Regions from separate parts of the Homo sapiens genome. Here region 2 is linked to region 1. Evidence: chromatin contacts called from ENCODE Hi-C or POLR2A ChIA-PET data. All regions are on one chromosome and are shown on one strand. The core of a region is the stretch at or near the end of the contact, and the rest is flanking DNA. Distances in the headings are between cores, read along the strand shown.

Region 1 (3,708 bases), core at 905-3,404:
GCAGAGCCAGGTCTGCTCTTGGAGTTGCCTGTGGTTCTGCCAGCAGATCTCCCTCCCCTGCGCTGGTTAGGTGGCGGGGGTGCTGGCATCCAGGTGGGTACCCCATTCCCTGCCCCCATCCCCAACTCCTGTTCAGGTTTGCCACAAAGGAGCGCGACGGGTTGCTGTTGTACAATGGGCGTTTCAATGAGAAGCATGACTTTGTGGCCCTCGAGGTGATCCAGGAGCAGGTCCAGCTCACCTTCTCTGCAGGTGATCACAGTTGCCCCCCATCCTTGCCCATCTTCCAAAGGCCCCAAGTCTTCCAGCCCCTGACCCCAAGCCACATACTCTATCAGCCAAATCTGGGCCCAGCCCCAGCCACTGGCACCCCAAACCCTGCCATTCCTAGCCCTCGTCAGGCATTCCAGCTCACCTGGTCCTTTCCCCAGGGGAGTCAACCACCACGGTGTCCCCATTCGTGCCCGGAGGAGTCAGTGATGGCCAGTGGCATACGGTGCAGCTGAAATACTACAATAAGGTGGGTGTGGAGGGCACAGAGGGTTGGGGGTTCTGTTCTTGCCTCAGGTGCTTACCCAGCCCTGAGTGGCATTGCCTCCAGGCTTGGGTGGGCTGGTCAGGGCATTTCTGGCTGAGAGGAAGGGAGCGGCTGGGAAGGTGCCACCTTGCTGGGCATTCCCACCCCACTGGGCACTGCTCGATGCTCTCTGTTCCACTAGGCAGCCGCAAACTTGGACACTGAGGAAGGTAGTTACATGCATAAACCACGTGAGCACACGTGTGTGTATATGCATGTGTGTACGTGTGTCTGGGCATGTGGGTGCACACAGAGGCACCCAGTGTGTGCTGGCCATGAACCTAGTGGGCTCTGTACTCAGTGTCCCCCTTCTCTGCTCTTTCCTGTCCACAGCCACTGTTGGGTCAGACAGGGCTCCCACAGGGCCCATCAGAGCAGAAGGTGGCTGTGGTGACCGTGGATGGCTGTGACACAGGAGTGGCCTTGCGCTTCGGATCTGTCCTGGGCAACTACTCCTGTGCTGCCCAGGGCACCCAGGGTGGCAGCAAGAAGTGAGCAGGGGAAAGGGCCAGGGATGGGGTGAAGTGAGGGCAGGGCCAGGCAGGGAGGGAAGGTGGAGAGGGTGGGCTTTTGGGGTCTCTCTCCCTTTGCCTCTCTTAGCCCCTGCTCAGCCCTGGGGATGGGGTCAAGACTGGGGAATCAGAGCAAGGCCCTGTGGGGCAGTCTGGGGAGGGGGCTGAGTGTTCGACAAGAACAGTTCCAGGTAGGGGTGACGCCCTTCCTGAGCACTGCTCTGCAGGGCCTCTTGGACACCTGCCTACGCCGTTCGTGTCTCTGGCCTGGCGGCAGAGCGAGCGGAGGACCAGAAGCTCCCAGCCCTCCCTTGTGCCGCCACCATCTTTGCTCCCCCAGGTCTCTGGATCTGACGGGGCCCCTGCTACTAGGCGGGGTGCCTGACCTGCCCGAGAGCTTCCCAGTCCGAATGCGGCAGTTCGTGGGCTGCATGCGGAACCTGCAGGTGGACAGCCGGCACATAGACATGGCTGACTTCATTGCCAACAATGGCACCGTGCCTGGTATGGGGGCCCGGGGTGGAGCCAGGCTGGGATCCCAGTGCTGAGAGGAGGGGCTGTGCCTGGTGTGAGGATGCCAGAATGGAGGGTCTCAGAGGCCTCTCTAACTGCTGCCACAGGCTTTCTCTTTAGAGCCCCAGCTCAGGTCCACTGAGCTGCCTTCTCTCCATTCCAGGCTGCCCTGCCAAGAAGAACGTGTGTGACAGCAACACTTGCCACAATGGGGGCACTTGCGTGAACCAGTGGGACGCGTTCAGCTGCGAGTGCCCCCTGGGCTTTGGGGGCAAGAGCTGCGCCCAGGGTAGGAGGGGCGGCTGTTAGAGGCCACAGCCTGGGTGCCATCAACAGTCTGGGAACTGGCAGGGTTGGGGCAGGCACTGGGCAGGGCTCTGCTGAGCGGGGCTGTGGGTGGAAAAGCGTGTCTGGGCAGAGCCCTGAAAGGGCAACACAGGAGACAAAGGGGCCAGTCAGAGGCAGGCCTGGGCACAGCGTGGGGCGGTCCCAGGGCAGGTACGCACTTTGGAGGGCGGGGCTGATGAGGGGAGTGGGCTCTGCCTCCCGTGCAGCCGCCACCGCTGAGCATCACAGCCCCAGGGCCCTCTGAGGCTCCACCCGTCACAGTCTGCCTTTTCCTGCCTCCCCAGAAATGGCCAATCCACAGCACTTCCTGGGCAGCAGCCTGGTGGCCTGGCATGGCCTCTCGCTGCCCATCTCCCAACCCTGGTACCTCAGCCTCATGTTCCGCACGCGCCAGGCCGACGGTGTCCTGCTGCAGGCCATCACCAGGGGGCGCAGCACCATCACCCTACAGGTGATGCATGGAAGGGCGGCTGGCCCTGGCCTGGCCATAGGGCCCTGGTAGCCTCTAGGCGGCTGGACAGAAGTGGCTGGGCAGGTCCTGGGCAGGGGTGGGGACATATAGAGGCCGCTGGATCCGTTGGGAAGGTCAATGCTGCCACCTGTTGGGCCTGAGGGAAATAAATACGCTTTCCTCTCTATGGCCTCAGCTGGGCAGCGGGATGGGTTTGATGGTCCAGAAAGGGGAACTGTGAGCTGGAGAACAGTGATTAAGGCCGTCTGCTGACCCTGTTTTCTTTCCTCCTGGTGTCAGCTACGAGAGGGCCACGTGATGCTGAGCGTGGAGGGCACAGGGCTTCAGGCCTCCTCTCTCCGTCTGGAGCCAGGCCGGGCCAATGACGGTGACTGGCACCATGCACAGCTGGCACTGGGAGCCAGCGGGGGGCCCGGCCATGCCATTCTGTCCTTCGATTATGGGCAGCAGAGAGCAGAGGGCAACCTGGGCCCCCGGCTGCATGGTCTGCACCTGAGCAACATAACAGTGGGCGGAATACCTGGGCCAGCCGGCGGTGTGGCCCGTGGCTTTCGGGGCTGTTTGCAGGTGAGTGTCCTGCCCTGCCCTCCCATCCCCTCCCCCACCACCTGCAGCCCCGCTCCACTGAGGGCAACACTGCTCCTGTCCCTCCCAGGGTGTGCGGGTGAGCGATACGCCGGAGGGGGTTAACAGCCTGGATCCCAGCCATGGGGAGAGCATCAACGTGGAGCAAGGCTGTAGCCTGCCTGACCCTTGTGACTCAAACCCGTGTCCTGCTAACAGCTATTGCAGCAACGACTGGGACAGCTATTCCTGCAGCTGTGATCCAGGTATGCTAAGGATCCAGGGCAACGGGCAGGTTATCAGGTGCCTGGGGCCACATGCTGGCTCTGCTGTGTGACCTGGGGCATGGGGCATCACACCACCTCTCTGAGTCTTAGTTGCCTACACAACAAAGCCATAGCCAGCTGATAGGATGCTATGTGGAAAGAAACAGATGAAGGGTTTGATGGAAGATGGTGCCAGGGGAGGGTGGGGGAATGAGCCTCTCTGGTCCTTCTGGTCCCAGGTTACTATGGTGACAACTGTACTAATGTGTGTGACCTGAACCCGTGTGAGCACCAGTCTGTGTGTACCCGCAAGCCCAGTGCCCCCCATGGCTATACCTGCGAGTGTCCCCCAAATTACCTTGGGCCATACTGTGAGACCAGGTAAGCAGACCAGGGCATGTGGCAGCAGGTCCCAGTGGCTGCTGCTTCTCTCTGGTGTGTCCCTCAGAGCCCCGA
Region 2 (3,708 bases), core at 453-2,952, 50 kb after region 1:
AACAGATTTGGGCTTTCTTACTCTCTGGCTGAGGGCACACATTTGTGAGTGAGCAGGTTGATAAAGAAAGCTAACTAGCCAATAATGAGAATGAGCCAGGCTGGCTGTCAGTCTTCAAACCAACAGAGCTAGCCAGCCCGGGGTGGAAACCAGGATGGGGAGGGAGACCCATCAGTGGAGAGTCCACTCCTGCACTCTTGAGCAGTGACCCTCAATGAGGGGAGGGGCAGTTTCTGCAAACGTATTTAAAATTCCCATTACTTTTGTTTTCAGCCATGAAAGACAGGAAAATACAATTTTCTGTTCACCAAGGTGGCAAAAAGGTGCTAAATACTGCTAGGAAACAAATGCCACTGATCCCTGTCATAAAGAACAGCAAGTCATCTACAAGAAGGCAGCCTTGCTCAAAGTGGTTAGCACTCGCATGTGTAAAGATTTCCAAGAGTTCTGAAGACAGCCAGCCAGCACTGCTTATCACACACACGGGGACCCTGAACAACTGACTCCATCCCAAGAACATTGTGAGGTTCAAATGACATTATGTGAGTGAAGGTGCTCTGAAAATTTGCCAAGTTCCACAGAAATCCCAGATATCATTAAAAGCGAAGAGCCCTATCGTATATGGTTAGAGAAGAATATTGAGTTTCCTACGTCTTAAAATGAGTAAGAGGATTACCATGTATTGGTGCATCTGCCCACAGTGAGTACATGCTGGGAGAAAGGTGAGTGGTATAAACAGTTCTTTTCTGAGTACCAAATTCACTTTGGGCAGGAGGGAGGGTGGGGCAGAGGCTGACGTTTTCATTTGTGAGCTGGTGTATCTTCGGAATTATTTTTAATTTTAAAACCATGCAAAATGAATAAGCAAAAAGACTAGTGCACTCCAGCCCTAACCATATTATCTTCACAAAAACTGCCTCAACTTTATTTTCTAACTGAAGCTCCCTGACTCATTTCATTCTACTGCAGTTTTAACATCTCTAAAAGTCTCCATCCACTCTCTCCCCCACTTTCCACGCAGCTGTTAATCCATTCTGGGGAGGAGAGAACTTAGCCATCTGCTCACATTCTGACTAAAGTTAATTTGGCACTTCAAATAAAAAAAAAAAAAAACACACAAAACTGACTTTCTAGCCACAAAATAAACTAGTAGCAAATGGTATCTACCAAAGAATGTCCCAGTCATAATCATTGGGAGAAACTGTGACCCGCACAGTAGCTACATTAAGACCAAAAACTTTCCATACTATATTTCTATATAGCAAATATTCAAGCTGTATTAAAACTAATTATTGCAGCTTTCCATTACTATATGGCCACCCCAAAATCCACCCAACTACATTCTATAATTTATTTAATTTAGAGAGGTATCAAATGGAAAACTTCTTTTAATCCAAAATAAGAACTTAATGTATCACACAAAGCATCATCTAGACTGGAAGTGTGTTTTCAATTGGTTCCTCCAAAATTTTCGTGTCAACAAATTACTTGGCAAAGTCAGAAAAAAGGGGTGAGAAGGAAAGCCTGGTAATAAAATTCTAATTTTTTAAGTCTATAAATCTGAAAAAATCTCTAGTCCTGGTTCCATGTACAACAGCAACCTAAGAAGCAGCAGATAGGCAGCCATTGTCATGATTTAGCAACGAGCCACACGACAGTTAAGAAGGGAACATGGAAGACTGTGAGGTTCCGTCTTCGGGGGTTCACACTGTGTACCCGACAATCAACTCTAGGGAAGAGATCATTCAGCCTGGGCAGACTTCCAGCTAAGTTTGTACCCTGTCCTTGCGTAAGTCTACTGGCACACACACAAAGCACAGCTTGAAAAATCTCAGAAGAAGCAAGAGTTCTCTTTTAATAGGTGCTATATCTAGTCAATTCTCTGCTGCTCCCTTCTTCCTGCCCCAAGTTAAAAATATTGCCCTGTAAGTTTTCCTGATGTACTGTGTGGGAAGCACATGGTTAAGTTAGTTGCCAAAGGGCAATTAACAAGGGTATTGCCTAATTAAACAAGGGAAAAGAAAAATCACTGTGGTCTGTGGTCTCTGAAAAAAAAAAAAAGAGTAAGTGGGATCTGTGTGAGGAGCTGGTGTGCAGTGTTCTTGGAGTAGGACTGTCCCCAGATGGAGAAAAGCCGGCCAGGCTGTGCCAGCCTCTGCAGCCTGTTTTCATCTCTACAGCTGTTTCGTCTCGCCAGCAGAGCCCAGGGATGGTACCAAGTACACTGTGAGAGCTGATACTGGAGTTGGCAGATGCCCTGGGGCAGGCGCCATGCAGAACACACAGAAGTGGGGTTAGTGAAAAGGTCCCTTCGAATTCCATTTCGTTTCCCTTAAAAAACAAAAACAAAAAAGCCCATACTTTGCAAAGAGACAGGACGAGAAATAAGAAGTTAAAGAATTTAAAATGTCTCCCTTTTTCTCAGAGCCAATTGTAAAAAAGTGCTCAGGGTTCCCCACCCCCACCCTGCATTTCTTTAGTGTAGGTCCTTTTGGCTTTGATGGAAGCAGCAGAAACAGAGCTGGGTCCCTCGCAATGGGAAATTTATTTCCTGAAGTTGGAGCCACAGGGAGTGTAAGAGGTACTGTGGTTCCACCATCCATGCTGGGTCCAGCTCCTCTGAAGAGCTATTCCAAGAGGTCCTGAAAAAGACATGCACCATATTACCGACAGACCACAACACTCCTATTTCAAAAGCAATCACCTAGTTTCTGGGCTTGCCAAATCTTATGGTCATTAAGTCGCCTTGGCCCTGGCATATCTTGATCATGAATAGAAGACAGACTTTATTTTCTTGTATTTTTTGGGGGGGGGGGTACTACCATTCAAGAAGAAATAGCCTCACCTCATCTGAGTCATCATGATAACCACTTTTATTAGTGTGGGAGGCTGTGTCCAAAGCATCCACACCATCCACACCATTGGCCTCTGCATGCTGCTGCAGCACAGAGTATCGATGCACCAGGAACCTGTGAACAGAAACCTCCTTAACACTCGGTGGTACACAGCAGGGGTGCACTTCTTACAGGACTGTGGACTTTCTCAGTTTTATACACTCAGGAACGCATCACAGACACAGAAAGCACAGTCCATGGTTGACATATGAAAAATGTACGACATGAGAAGATTTGGGCCTGATTTTTCAGGAACAGTACTGCAAGTACCTAGTTTTTGCCAAGAGTAGACTCAGCCATATGCCCTAGATCAGCCTTCTGGCTTGAACTCAGTACCTTGGATTGACTTCTGTGTTCCTTACCTTCCCCCACAGACATATTTCTTCACAATGAGCACTCCTGCTACGACTGTGACCAGCATCAATCCCACGATGGCCAGGATAATTGGAACAGAATTTGACTTGGAATTCTTGAGAAATTAAAACACAAACACAAAAGTTTTAGGCATGCATATCCTAGGACTGAGGTCAAGGCAGCCACTCATTCCCCTCATCTCTTTGTGAATGATCTGCAGTCCTGATGCGCTTAATGATGGCTCTTTTCCAACCCCCCAAGATGAACCATCTCAGTGTTACCAGGAGAATATTATAGCTGGCAGAGAGTCATCTTAGCTCCAACTGCCTTGAACCTTCAAATTCTGTGGTTTAAATGTCAAAGTTACACTGGAAGCCTGGGCAACTGCCTAGATCAAGTATGATTGCTTCACACTACCACTGTTCACAAGTCTTGGGGCTTAAGGGTGGAGTAGGAAAGG

Evidence for each region. Hi-C counts contacts between places; a loop is a spot of excess contacts on that map. ChIA-PET counts read pairs that join two places held with the same protein, here RNA polymerase II (POLR2A). Pooled maps may share reads with other maps.
Region 2: a map of posterior vena cava shows a loop between it and region 1 (23-fold over the local background). The contact joins two enhancer-like sites. A Hi-C loop is called at or near these places in 5 of 168 maps with a recorded cell type or tissue (CD14-positive monocyte, HepG2, dorsolateral prefrontal cortex and 2 more) and 1 of 50 pooled maps. POLR2A ChIA-PET finds 5 or more read pairs at or near these places in 8 of 52 experiments (H1, HepG2, K562 and 4 more).

Annotation. Positions count from the first base shown.
Region 1 is chr1:109,261,377-109,265,084 of GRCh38, forward strand. It overlaps CELSR2 (cadherin EGF LAG seven-pass G-type receptor 2), which reads left to right. Exons shown (of 34, transcript NM_001408.3): 4 at 137-252; 5 at 432-520; 6 at 911-1,068; 7 at 1,430-1,593; 8 at 1,766-1,891; 9 at 2,235-2,401; 10 at 2,702-2,989; 11 at 3,078-3,252; 12 at 3,492-3,633. Among named protein-coding and RNA genes, the nearest start is that of CELSR2, 14 kb to the left of the region's middle. RefSeq lists a silencer at 2,340-2,389 and an enhancer at 2,367-3,349. Within about 2 kb of position 2,155, at least 4 of the 41 ENCODE cell types and tissues checked have a DNase peak (open chromatin) inside an H3K27ac peak, as active enhancers do; they include dorsolateral prefrontal cortex, where a contact is called at or near this core.
Region 2 is chr1:109,311,416-109,315,123 of GRCh38, forward strand. It overlaps SORT1 (sortilin 1), which reads right to left. Exons shown (of 20, transcript NM_002959.7): 18 at 3,257-3,363; 19 at 2,846-2,969; 20 at 1-2,642. The coding sequence ends at 2,628. Among named protein-coding and RNA genes, the nearest start is that of MYBPHL, 6.3 kb to the left of the region's middle. Within about 2 kb of position 1,703, at least 2 of the 41 ENCODE cell types and tissues checked have a DNase peak (open chromatin) inside an H3K27ac peak, as active enhancers do; they include dorsolateral prefrontal cortex, where a contact is called at or near this core.